Regions from separate parts of the Homo sapiens genome. Here region 2 is linked to region 1. A link is an interaction called in ENCODE POLR2A ChIA-PET data of the cell type or tissue named here. Cell type or tissue: B cell. All regions are shown on one strand. Links, peaks and the distances in the headings refer to the core of each region. The heading gives the core; the rest is flanking DNA.

Region 1 (6,795 bases), core at 871-5,870:
ACCTTCTGTAGAGGCGAATCCTATGAGCTCCCGTAAGGCAGCAGCACCTGACTCACCTGGCTTCCCCACTGGGCCTAGCACAGGGCTCACACACGGTGCAGCTGCTCAGGTGTTCCTCCCTAAATCAATTAACTTTAAAATTCCACCTGGTTGGGATCAAAGTCATTGAGATTTATGAGAAAAACCAGTCCAACCAGTCCCCACTTCATGATTTTCCCCTGTGGCTCTTAGATCCTGAATCTGGTTTATTTTGTCAACTTAATATCCTGCTATCAACACTCACTTTATACTTGGCCCATGCATGGGTAGGGGCGGAGCTTCTTTACATTCTAAAGACTGGGAGCATCAAAAAGAGGAAGTTTTAGAGATTGTATTAGTTCCCTAGGGCTGCTGTAACAAAATGCCACAGACAAGGTGGCTTAAAACAACAGAAATATGGCCGGGCATGGTGGCTCATGCCTGTAATCCTAGCAGTTTGGGAGGCTGAGGTGGGAGGATCACCTGAGGTCAGGAGTTCGAGACCAGCCTGACCAACATGGAGAAACCCCATCTCTACTGAAAATACGAAAAAATTAGCCGGGCATGGTGGCGGGCGCCTGTAATCCCAGCTACTTGGGAGGCTGAGGCAGGAGAATCGCTTGAACCTGGGAGGTGGAGATTGCGGTGAGCCAAAATCATGCCACTGCACTCCAGCCTGGGCAACAAGAGCAAAACTCCATCTCAGAAAAACAAAAAAACAAACAAAACCCAGAAATATATTCTCTCTGGTTCTGAAGGTCAGAAGTCCAAAATCTAGGTGTTGGGCAGGGCCTCACACTCTCTGAAGGCTCTCAGAGAGCCTTCCTTGCCTCTTTCTTACTTCTGGGCGTGTTCCTCAGCTTATAGATATCTATCATTGCATGGCATTTTCCCTGTGTGTCTTCTCTGTGTTCAAATGTCCTTTTTTTTTTTTTTTTTTTTCTTGAGATGGAGTCTTGCTCTGTCACCCAGGCTGGAGTGCAATGGTGCAATCTCGGCTAACTGCAATCTCTGTCTCCCGGGCTCCGGTGATTCTCCTGCCTCAGCCTCCCGAGTAGCTGGGACTACAGGTGCCTGCCACCATGCCCGGCTAATTTTTGTATTTTTAGTAGAGACAGGGTTTCACCATGTTGGCCAGGCTGGTCTTGAACTCCTGACCTCAGGTGATCCACTGGCCTTGGCCTCCCAAAGTGTTGGGATTACAGATGTGAGCCACCACACCTGGTACCGCACCCCCCCCTTTATAATAAGGACACCAGTCATTGGGTTAGGCTTTACCCTAACTCAGTATGACTTGATTACGTCTGCAAAGAGCCTATTTCCAAGTAAGCTGACTCTCTTGGGTATGGAGGTTAGGACTTGAACACGTCTTTTGAGGGAATACCCACTACAGAGATGAAAGCACTTAATTCCCGCAGCCTTTGGGGAAACTGTCTTGTGGCATGTGTGAGCCTAACCTCACATCTCCTCTCCCCACAAAAAGCTTTGAATCTGGAAAGCTTAATTTGGATCCTAGCTCCATCATATGTGACACCTCGGATAAACTGCTTAACCCAGAATACCTTCAAATGTTATTATACTCCTCCACACAAAATCGAAGAGCTTTATAACAGTCTATTCTCATTTCTTCTCTTCTATCCTTTGGGCCATTATTTTCTTTCTTTTTCTTTTTCTTTTTTCCTCCATTTTTTCTTTGGAGACAGAGTCTCACTATGTTGTCCAGGCTGGAGTGCAGAGGCCATTCACAGGCATGATCATAGTGCATCACAGCCTTAAACTCCTGGGCTCAGGCAATCCTCCCACCTCAGCCCCCTGATGGGCTATTATGATTATTCATTTTATTTCTACATATGTTATAAACCTCATAAGGCATTGTTATTATTTTTTGCTTTAAACAGTTTCAAGTTTAGAAAAATTTTGGCTTTTTTTTTTTAGCCTTCCCTCATTTTGGGGGGGCTCCAATTATGTTAGACCACTTGATACTATCCCACAGATCACCGAGGTGGTGTTCATCTTATTATGTTATTTTTATTTTCATTTTTAAAATCTATTTTTATTTTGGCTGGGCGCAGTGGCTCACACCTGTAATCCTAGCACTTTAGGAGGCCGAGACGGGTGGATCACCTGAGGTCAGGAGTTCGAGATCAGCCTGGCCAACATGGAGAAATCCCGTCTCTACTAAAAATACAAAAATTAGCCGAGTGTGGTGGCACGTGCCTGTACTCCCAGCTACTTGGGAGGCTGAGGCAGGAGAACCACTTGAACCTGGGAGGTGGAGGTTGGAGTGAGCCAAGATAGCATCACTGCACTCCAGCCTGGGTGACAAGAGTGAAACTCTGTCTCCATAAATAAATAAATAAATGTAAAATAAAATAAAATAGAAATGGCCGGTTCAAAATTCATGAGAAAAACATGGAGAGGGAAGGTGGCTCCTGGAGGGAGTGGTGTGGGACCAGTAGCTAAAGGAATCCAGTTTCGGTGAGTTATCTGTACCATAAAGATGAAGTGTCATGAGCCCCTTGCTCCACAAAGCTTGTGGAAATAGAGAACCATGAATTAGATCCAGAGGCAAGCTTCATGAGGAATCATGGGTCCTTTTTTTTTTTTCTTTTCTTTTCTTTTTTGTGAGACAGTCTCTGTCGCGCAGGCTGGAGTGCAGTGGTGCGATTTTGGCTCACTGCAACCTTTGCGTCCCAGGCTCACCTGCTTCAGCTTCCTACAGGCAGGTGCAAGCCACCATGCATGGCTAATTTTGTTTATTTTTTGTAGAGACAAGGTCTCAAGAGTTCTCACTATGTTGCCCAGGCTGGTCTTGGACTCCTGGGCTAAAGCGGTCCTCCTGCCTTGGCCTCCCAAAAGTGCTGGGATTATAGGCATGAGCTGCCATGCCCAGTCTGAGATCATGGGTTCTTTAACTGTACCCTCTTCAGACCTTAGCCCAGTATGGGATATAAAGGAGCTTCTCAGGATAGATTGACTATTATTTGCAAAGGTAATGAGAAGTGAGTCTGTGCTTGGAACAGATACCAGAGAATGCAGCCTCTGTGATGAGATCATCTGGGCCCTGTGAAAGAAACTGTTTGGCAGAGACGGTTGCTTATCAAAGCTGGCTGGGTGTGTTTTGGCCCTGTGTTATCTGTTTAGAGTCAAGGCTGGCCTCAGTGAGGAGCAAAGAGCCAGCCAGTGGGTGGTCTAGCCTCCTGCACTCAAATATGTCTCCCCCAAAAGCTGAGAGTCCCTTTAGAATTCAGTTTCTTTCAGCTATTTCTGCCTGGTTCAAATGTGAACACCCTGTCCTGAATGGTGAATGAATTTTTTTCTTCCTCATTTGGGCTTCTAGTTGAAAACCACACCCTACCAGATGAAATGCAGAAGTGAAATTTGTGGAAAGTGGTCTGGGTGGAAACCCTCCTCTAAATCCCATCTGAGATCTCAAAGGACACTGGTTCTCAGAAGAGCCTAGAAGACAGAGATGGGGCAAGGAGGGGTCTCACAGCTGCCCAACACCAGCCAGCACATAATTTGGGCCAAGATTTGGTTAACTGTGGATTGGGACAAGGTGAAAGAAAACATGGCTCACAAAGGAAGTCCAATGGCACCCATGAGGCAAATGTACGCTGGGCTCAGTTACAGATATGGGGAGGAGCAAGTTTGGAAGTCGCAACTGTCACCATCAGGGAGAGCTGGGGCCACAGCTGGGAGACAGGACCTCTAGTCAGAGCTGCTGGTGCTTCAGGGATGGAAGACTCAGACGCTACAGGCTTGACCTGCCTTCAAGGTATGAATGATGGCAGGTATGCTGAGAAGTTTACTTGCCTCCTGCAATGTTTTCCCTACCTGCTCACAGATGCCTGACATTCCTTTTAACAGGGAACAGGCCTTGTATTACAGAGCAAAAGAGCAAGCTTAAAATGGCCATTGGAGGAGAGACTCATATCTGAGAAAGACAGCAAGAGGGGGAGAATGGTGTGTGTGTGTGTGTGTGTGTGTGTTTGTCTAGGATGGTATAATTTTGCTCAAGGCCATGGAAATAAGAAAATTTGGAGGCTGGGCACGGTGGCTCACAGCTGTAATCCCAGTACTTTGGGAGGCTGAGGCAGGCGGATCATTTGAGGTCAGGAGTTTGAGACCAGCCTGGCCAACATGGTGAAACCCCGTCTCTACTAAAAATACAAAAATTAGCCAGGCATGGTAGTGCATGCCTGTAATCCCAGTTACTTGGAAGGCTGAGGCAGGAGAATCACTTGAACCTGGGAGATGGAGGTTACAGTGAGCCGAGATTGAGCTATTACATTCCAGACTGGGTGACAGAGCTAGACTCCATCTCAAAAAAAAAAAAAAAAAAAAAAGAAAGAAAATTTGGGGTCCTGTTGGTGGGGTGGGAGGAGGGACAGCATCAGGAAGAATAGCTAATGGATGCTGGGTTTAATACCTAGGTGATGGGTTGACCTGTGCAGCAAACCACCATGGCACACGTTTACCTATGTAACAAACCTGCACATCCTGCACATGTACCCTCGAACTTAAAATAAATACTGATTAAAAAAGTAAAAAGAAAATTTGCTTTCTCCCCCACATATAGCAGTAGCAGCAGCATTTCAGAATGGCTTTAACTTCTCCCAGCTTTAAGAAGCTGAGGAAAGCAAGGCCTTTCTTCCAGGCAAGAATATGAAAAGGGGGGGGGGGGTTGTTGCTTTGAGGGAAGTTACGCTTATTTTTTTTTTGTCTTTTGTTTTTTTTTTTCCTTTTTCTGGAGAACGGGGTCTCGCTATATTGCCCAGGCAGGTCTCGAACTCCTGGGCTCAAGCTATCCTCCCGCCTCTTAGCCTCCCTGAGAGCTGGGATTACAGGCGTGAGCCACCGCGCCCGGCCTCTTATTCTCGATTGAAATTCTTTCATAGATCTCAAATTGTCGCTCTGAAATGCAGTACTTCCCTCTGCTGGCCATAGGGTTATATAGCTCATCAAAAACAAGGATGACTCCCAAGTCGTCTCCCTCATCTAAGACTAAGGAATTGACTCAGGACATGAGGTGGGAGATAAATCAAATATAGGATGATTTTCCAACCCTCACACCCCCTCAGAAAACATCCTTGAGTGTCTTTTGGCTCTGAATTTAAATAGGTTTATCTAGCTTCTCCAGCCTGTGCTTAGCCAATTAGGTCACATTGGCATGAATGTGCAAAGAACAATGGCTTGGAGCCCCACCCACCCAATTGCAGGACCTTGGCCCCCTCCCAAAACCTCCCTCAGAGATCCTGGAATACTTTCAGGGGGCGGAGGCTCATGATTTGGGGTTTGGGGCCTCACAGAGAGTCCACCATGTTCTTCTTGCTGGCTTCTGTCCCTACACCATCTCTTGGTTAAAAAGCCCCTCAAGGTCTCAAGCCGGGCGCAGTGGCTCATGCCTGTAATCTCAACACTTTGGGAGGCCGAGGTGGGCGGATCACCTGAGGTCAGGAGTTTCGAGACCTCCCTGAGCAACATAGTGAAACCCCATCTCTACCAAAAATGCAAAAATTAGCTGGGCATGGTGGCACATGCCTGTAATCGCAGCTACTTGAGAGGCTGAGGCAGGAGAATCGTTTAAACCTGGGAGGCGGAGATTGCAGTGAGCCGAGACAGCACCACTGCACTCCAGCCTGGGTGACACAGCAAGATTCCATCTCAACAACAGCAACAAAAGCCCTTGAAAGAAATTTCCCGCTGCTCTATTGTCCTGCCTGAGCCAGAGTCTGCTAATTCTCGAGTCTGCCTCGGTTGCAGTCCTGCTAGTGCCAGTTTCTGTGCAGATGTAGGAAAAAGGGCTCCACAAGAGAGGTGGAATTTATTCTGATGTATTTGTATGACCAAATAACAAGTTACATGCTCTCCATTGCATGGTGGTGTGTTTTGGTTAAAAAGCTACCATATCCTAGCAGGGTGGTGGTGATGTGTACCTGTAGTCCCAGCCACTCAGGAGGCTGAGGGAGGAGGATTGCTTGAGCCCAGGAGTTTGAGATCAGTCTGGAAAACATAGTGAGACCCCATCTTTAAAAAAAAAAAAAAAAGCTACCTTGCTTAGGGGGCTTTTTTCATTCTTGTGAAACTGAATTTCCACAAATTGATTCTGAAATCAGAGTGAATACTCTACTAGTATTTTCTATTTCTTTAAGATGTTTTATTTATTTATTTGAGACAGAGTCTCTCTGTCGCCAGGCTGGAGTGCAGTGGTGTGATCTCGGTTCACTGCAACCTCCGACTCCCTGGTTCAAGCGATTCTCCTGCCTCAGCCTCCCGAGTAGCTGGGACTACAGGCACGCGCCACCACGCCCAGCTGATTTTTGTATTTTTAGCAGAGATGGGGGTTTCACCGTGTTAGCCAGGATGTTCTTGATCTCCTGACCTTGTGACCCGCCCACCTCAGCCTCCCAAAGTGCTGGGATTACAGATGCGAGCCACCGTGCCCAGCCAAGATGTTTTATTCAAATTCTACTTTGATTTTATTTGAGGCCTTCAAAACCTTCCATAATGAAGGCTGGATATATCCCTTAGGATGAGAAATAGAGCCTAAAGGAGATGTTCTCAACATGACTCTCCAGTAAACAGTGGTAGTAAGTACTAGGGTCAAACCTCACCTTGGGGAGAAAAAGGGTGTTTATAGGTTTATGGGCCTTTCTCAAAGGCACACTGAAAAACACGAAACACAGGTCTCATTGTAGAGGCTGAGAAGTGGGAGCATATCCAGTTTTTAAAAGCAAATAAAATACAAGTTATTACTTGTGACACAAACAAGCC
Region 2 (5,000 bases), core at 1-5,000, 140 kb before region 1:
TAATCCTCTAATTTAAAAAAAAAAAAAAAAAAAAGGGCCGGGCACAGTGGCCCACTCCTGTAATCCCGGCACTTTGGGAGGCCAAGGCAGGCAGATCATGAGGTCAGGAGATCGAGACCATCCTGGCTAACACGGTGAAACCCCATCTCTACTAAAAAATACAAAAAATTTAGCCGGGCGTGGTGGCAGGCGCCTGTAGTCCCAGCTGCTCGGGAGCCTGAGGCAGGAGAATGGTGTGAACCCAGGAGGCAGAGTTTGCAGTGAGCCGAGATCGCGCGCCCCTGCTCTCCAGCCTGGGCGACAGAGCGAGACTCCGTCTAAAAAATAAATAAATAAATAAAAAATAATAATAATAAAAAATTAGGCATATGCTTGGGTCTTTCTGTGTGAACGCCCAAATATGACCCATTACTCAAAGGCACCATAAAATCCACTTCTCCCATGAGAACTGAAACATCCCGTCCACATATAGCTTTCTTGAATAAATATTTGTCATATGCCACTTTATTCTCTGTGTCACGTTCGTTATTCTTATCTTCCCAACTAAATTCTAGACAAATAGAGGGCAGGAATTATGAATCATGCTTTTTTATTTCTTTGTCCTTTTCTTACCTAATGTGTAATTTAATAACTGAACTTGATATATTCGTTTATGAACAAAGATATACCTAGACATCTATCGTCCATAATAACTAATTTTAGTGAAATGACTAATTTTAAACCTAGGTTAATATTCCTTTACTCCTACTTTGGTACTTGAAATCGAATATTGATCATGCAGATGTATATACTGCAGAAATCAAAATAACACAGAGATAGATTCTTTGCCATCAAAAAAACTGATTAAAAAATAAGCACTAGAAACACAGAGGAAAACAAACAACAACAAAAAACCTTCATCTTAGTGTCCTGTTTATGTAATAATAGAGAAGCTAAGTTAAACTATGAAAACAAACTGACAAACCTCTCTTTCCAGATAGCACTTCTTTGCTGCTGGTTCCATGATATCATATCCTTGCGATTCTCCAATATACTGAAACTCCTCAAGTTCCAGGGCTTTCTGTTTAGCACACTCTATTACATGCTTAGGGAAATTAGCAAGCTCTGCAACATGAATCCCAAAACTTTGATCACAGACACCTATAAGAAATTTGGGGAAGCGTGAGGGGACAGCATGAGAAGAGACAGCAATTTATGTAAATGGAATTTATCCTTCTCACCTTGTCATTAGAAAACTTAATTTCGGATTACTTCAAATACATTAGCCAAATATATCATTAAAATAAAGGCATTTTAATTAAGTCTCAAATGAAAAGTGATTATGACTTGGCACACAGTGCTGTATTTTATCCTCGACAAACATAGTAGGAAAAATAAAAATAGGAGACAAAAAAGCTCAATAGATAAACCTTAAAGGCTTAGACAAATATCTTAATCTAAAGAAAAATTAATCAAGCCACTATCTCTGAGGCTTTCTCATTTCATGGGAAGGTAAGGGAGGGGAGGAGAGGGGGAGGGGAAAGGGGAAGGGGAAGGGAAGAGGGAAGGGAAGGGGGAAGGGAAGGGGAAAGGGAAGAGGAAAGGGAAGGAGGAAGGGGGAAGGGAAGGAGGAAGGGGGAAGGGAAGGAGGAAGAGGAGGGAAGGGAAGGGGAAAGGAAAGGGATGGGGGAAGGGAAGGGATGGGGGATGGGAAGGGGGAGGGGAAGAGAAGAGGGAAGGGGGAAGGGAAAGGGGAAGGGAAGGGAAGAGGAAAGGAAGAAGAGAGAAGGGAGAATGGGAGAATGGGAGAAGGGGGAAGGGAGAAGGGAGAAGGGGAGGGAGAAAGACAGACACGTAAAGTGTCACTAATTTGGAGTAGCTTTAATTAAATATTGATTATTTGCAGGAAATAGTTAAAACTGAGTCAAGACTTTTTAAGCATTTAATCAAATGATGCTTGCAAAGTTACTATACAGCTGTTTTTGCCACAATTATTTATCAACTATAAAGAATTTTTTGGCTTTGTCATATATCTCATGCATTCTAGAACTGAATACTTTGCACAACTAAAGGAAGCAAACAAAAATAAAGTAGAAGCAAATGTTTGTTAAACATTCACAGTGAAGGATGAAGTTTTTCTATCTTCACACTTCATCTGGCCTTTTAAAAAATATTCTGAACCCATTTCTATAGCATACAAAACACAAACAATGATTTAAAAGCAAAATTTTATGCTGCCAGATCTACTAAAAGTTCCTGAATTCTACAGCAATAATAATAATGACTCAAATATACTAACTCAAAAGGATTCCCAATGAAGTACAAATAACAAAGGATAAAGAACCAAGATTATCTCACTCATGTGCAACCAACTGATGCAGAAAAACGTGTTCGTGGAAAATCAGAGCGCTATCTGAAAAAGTTATTCTGGTGACTAGTGAAATCAATCCTTATAGTATGATTTTTAAAACCTTTGAAAGCCTTATAACATGTGAATCTCATCAATACAGGGATCTGACTAGATCCCAAGCCCACGAATGACAAACTTTCCTGAAAGGATGAAACAACAACAGATAAGTCACTCTGCATGTGATAACTACTATTTCAAGATTTCTGGAACCCCCAGCTTTAAATGAACCTGTTTCTATAACACACTCTTAAACACAAAATAAGCTAATTATAATGAAGATTTTGTTAAACAATAACAGCTAGAACTTTGGAACTTGAAAGCATATTGTTTGTTATCCTAATTCAACAAGAAAACATACTGCCATGGGAGGTAGCAGAAAATGCCTCCATGGTGATGTTCAAGAGTACAGATAATTCTGGCCGGGCGTGGTGGCTCACACCTGTAATCCCAGCACTTTGGGAGGCCGAGACGGGTGGATTGCCTGAGGTCAGGAATTCGAGACCAGCCTGGCCAGCATGGTGAAACCCCGTCTCTACTAAAAATATAAAAATTAGCCAGGTGTGGTGGCAGGCGCCTGTAATCCCAGCTACTCGGGAAGCTGAGGCAGGAGAATCGCTTGAACCCGGGAGGCGGAGGTTGCAGTGAGCCGAGATCGCACTCCAGCCTGGGCAACAGAACGAGATTCTGTCCCAAAAAGAGTACAGATAATTCTTTCTGTGAATGCTTTAGAATGAGTGGTCCTACTATGAGATACAGAAATATGATGTACATGTTCCTACCCCCAGACTGTGAATTAAGGGGTAAATGGGTTCTATAACAACATCAATAATTTATACTAACTTAGAATAAGGCAATTACTGATGATTTCAAGGGTAGTAAGTTTCCCATTACCAAGTTCTGAATTTAGAGTACTCCAATAGTACATACCTTTCTTCACCTGATAAAGCATAGTTAAGGTCTCTTCAGTGGTGAGTGCTGTGACATGTAGATTATTAACAGTTGGTATCTGATTGGCCAAGGCAGTAAGTTCATGAAAATGGGTTGCAAACATGCAAAAAGCACCAATCTTTGTTGCAATGTATTCTGATATAGCCCATGCTAACCCAAATCCATCGTAGGTAGAAGTTCCTCTTCCCAATTCATCTATGATTATTAATGAATCTTTGGTTGCAGACCTGAAGCACATAATTACATGAAATTTCCCATCACATAAAATGTGGTAACATACACATACAAAAACAAAATTAAGACAATACATTGGGAAGGATATGCCACAAACATAATGGATTATCTTAATATATAAACAAAGTCAATAAAAAGCACTAAAACTTCAATAGAAAAATGGGCAAGGGCCAGGCATGATGGCTCACGTCTGTAATCCCAGCACTTTGGAAGGCGGAGGTGGGAGGATCACTTGAGCCCAGACCAGCCTGAGCAACATAGTGAGACCTTGCCTCTAAAAAAAAAAAAAAAAAAAAAAATTAAAAACTAGCCAGGTATGGTAGCACACACCTTTGTGTGGGAGGGAGGGAGGGAAGGAGGGAAGGAGGGAAGGAAGGAAGGGAGGGAGGGAGGGAGGGAGGGAGGAGAATAGGAAAAAAAAAAAAAGGTCATGAACATGAACAAACAACGGATGAAAGGAAAAACAGATTTTGAATATTGTTTTACATTATCAAGCACACTAGTAGTAATCAAAGGAATTCCAAATAAGGCAGCTATCATTCATTTCGTGCCAATCAAATAGGCCGAGATTAAAAAAAATAAATAAAACTGAATGAAGATGAGACCAGGGTGTGGTGACATGGATACCTGCATACACTTTTGGTGGTCATGTAAATTGTGTGCCTGCCACAGTCCTACCAATACCATCTATTACTATTCTTTTCTCAATTTTAACCAAATATATGTAAAGGGGTGAAACTTTTGCTAATTTTTCATGTGCTCGTGTGCTCATTGGCAATTTAATTCTTTTTCTGTGAGTTGCCAGCTAACATGTTTTGCTTATTTCTTTAATCTTTTAAGTCATGAATATTAACCTGTTGCTTAATTACTATACAAACATTTGTATTGCTTTTATAATTCTTCACAAACAACAGAACCTCAAAGAAGTTAAATCAATACATAATTTACTAGGCACCTACTATATTTAATGTTCTTTAGAAGATACTAAGAAATAAGGAGGATCACGGTGGTTCATGCCTGTAATCCCAGCACTCTGGGAAGCCAAGGCAGGAAGATCACCTGAGCCCAGGAGTTCGAGACCAGTCTGGGCAAAAGAGTGAGACCCTGTCTCTCTAAAAAACTTTTAAAAAAAGAAAGAAAAAGATACCAAGAAATAGAAGGTATAGTCCCTACCTTCAAGGAAGCTCCTAAAAAGTGAAATAAAGACAAAACATTTCAGTAATGTCTAGAATAAAAACGTGGTTCAAGTTACAGGCATCTCAAGAGGAATTCAGAGAAAAACACCCATGACCTTACGGTCGTATGACCAGAAAAATCACTACAGAAATAGAATTCCCATCATTAGGGACTTAAAAATTAGAAAGAAGTTGGATAAACGGCAAGAAGGACCATTCCAGGAAGTGTGAACAGTCCAAGCAAAAACATGGTA

The links. ChIA-PET counts read pairs that join two places held together with the same protein. Peaks named below come from ENCODE experiments on the same cell type or tissue, not always from the same donor. Only the 100,000 strongest peaks of a DNase experiment are listed, where the experiment ranks them.
Region 2: POLR2A ChIA-PET joins it to region 1 with 10 read pairs; 4 of 35 experiments call an interaction of 5 or more read pairs at or near these places.

Annotation. Positions count from the first base shown.
Region 1 is chr2:47,333,410-47,340,204 of GRCh38, reverse strand. All of the region lies in intron 1 of EPCAM-DT (EPCAM divergent transcript), which reads left to right. BCYRN1 (brain cytoplasmic RNA 1) reads right to left here and starts at 4,890. Exons shown (of 1, transcript NR_001568.1): 1 at 4,691-4,890. RefSeq lists silencers at 1-115, 5,410-5,459 and enhancers at 2,961-3,255, 3,443-3,532. In B cell, for the core only: a CTCF peak has its summit at 4,967 (motif pointing left); DNase peaks (open chromatin) are centred at 3,374 and 4,954; H3K4me3 peaks cover 738 bases; H3K27ac peaks cover 1,039 bases.
Region 2 is chr2:47,476,836-47,481,835 of GRCh38, reverse strand. MSH2 (mutS homolog 2) reads right to left here. Exons shown (of 16, transcript NM_000251.3): 14 at 3,317-3,564; 15 at 965-1,140. Among named protein-coding and RNA genes, the nearest start is that of MSH2-OT1, 48 kb to the left of the region's middle. In B cell, for the core only: no CTCF peak of the experiment used is centred there; no DNase peak of the experiment used is centred there.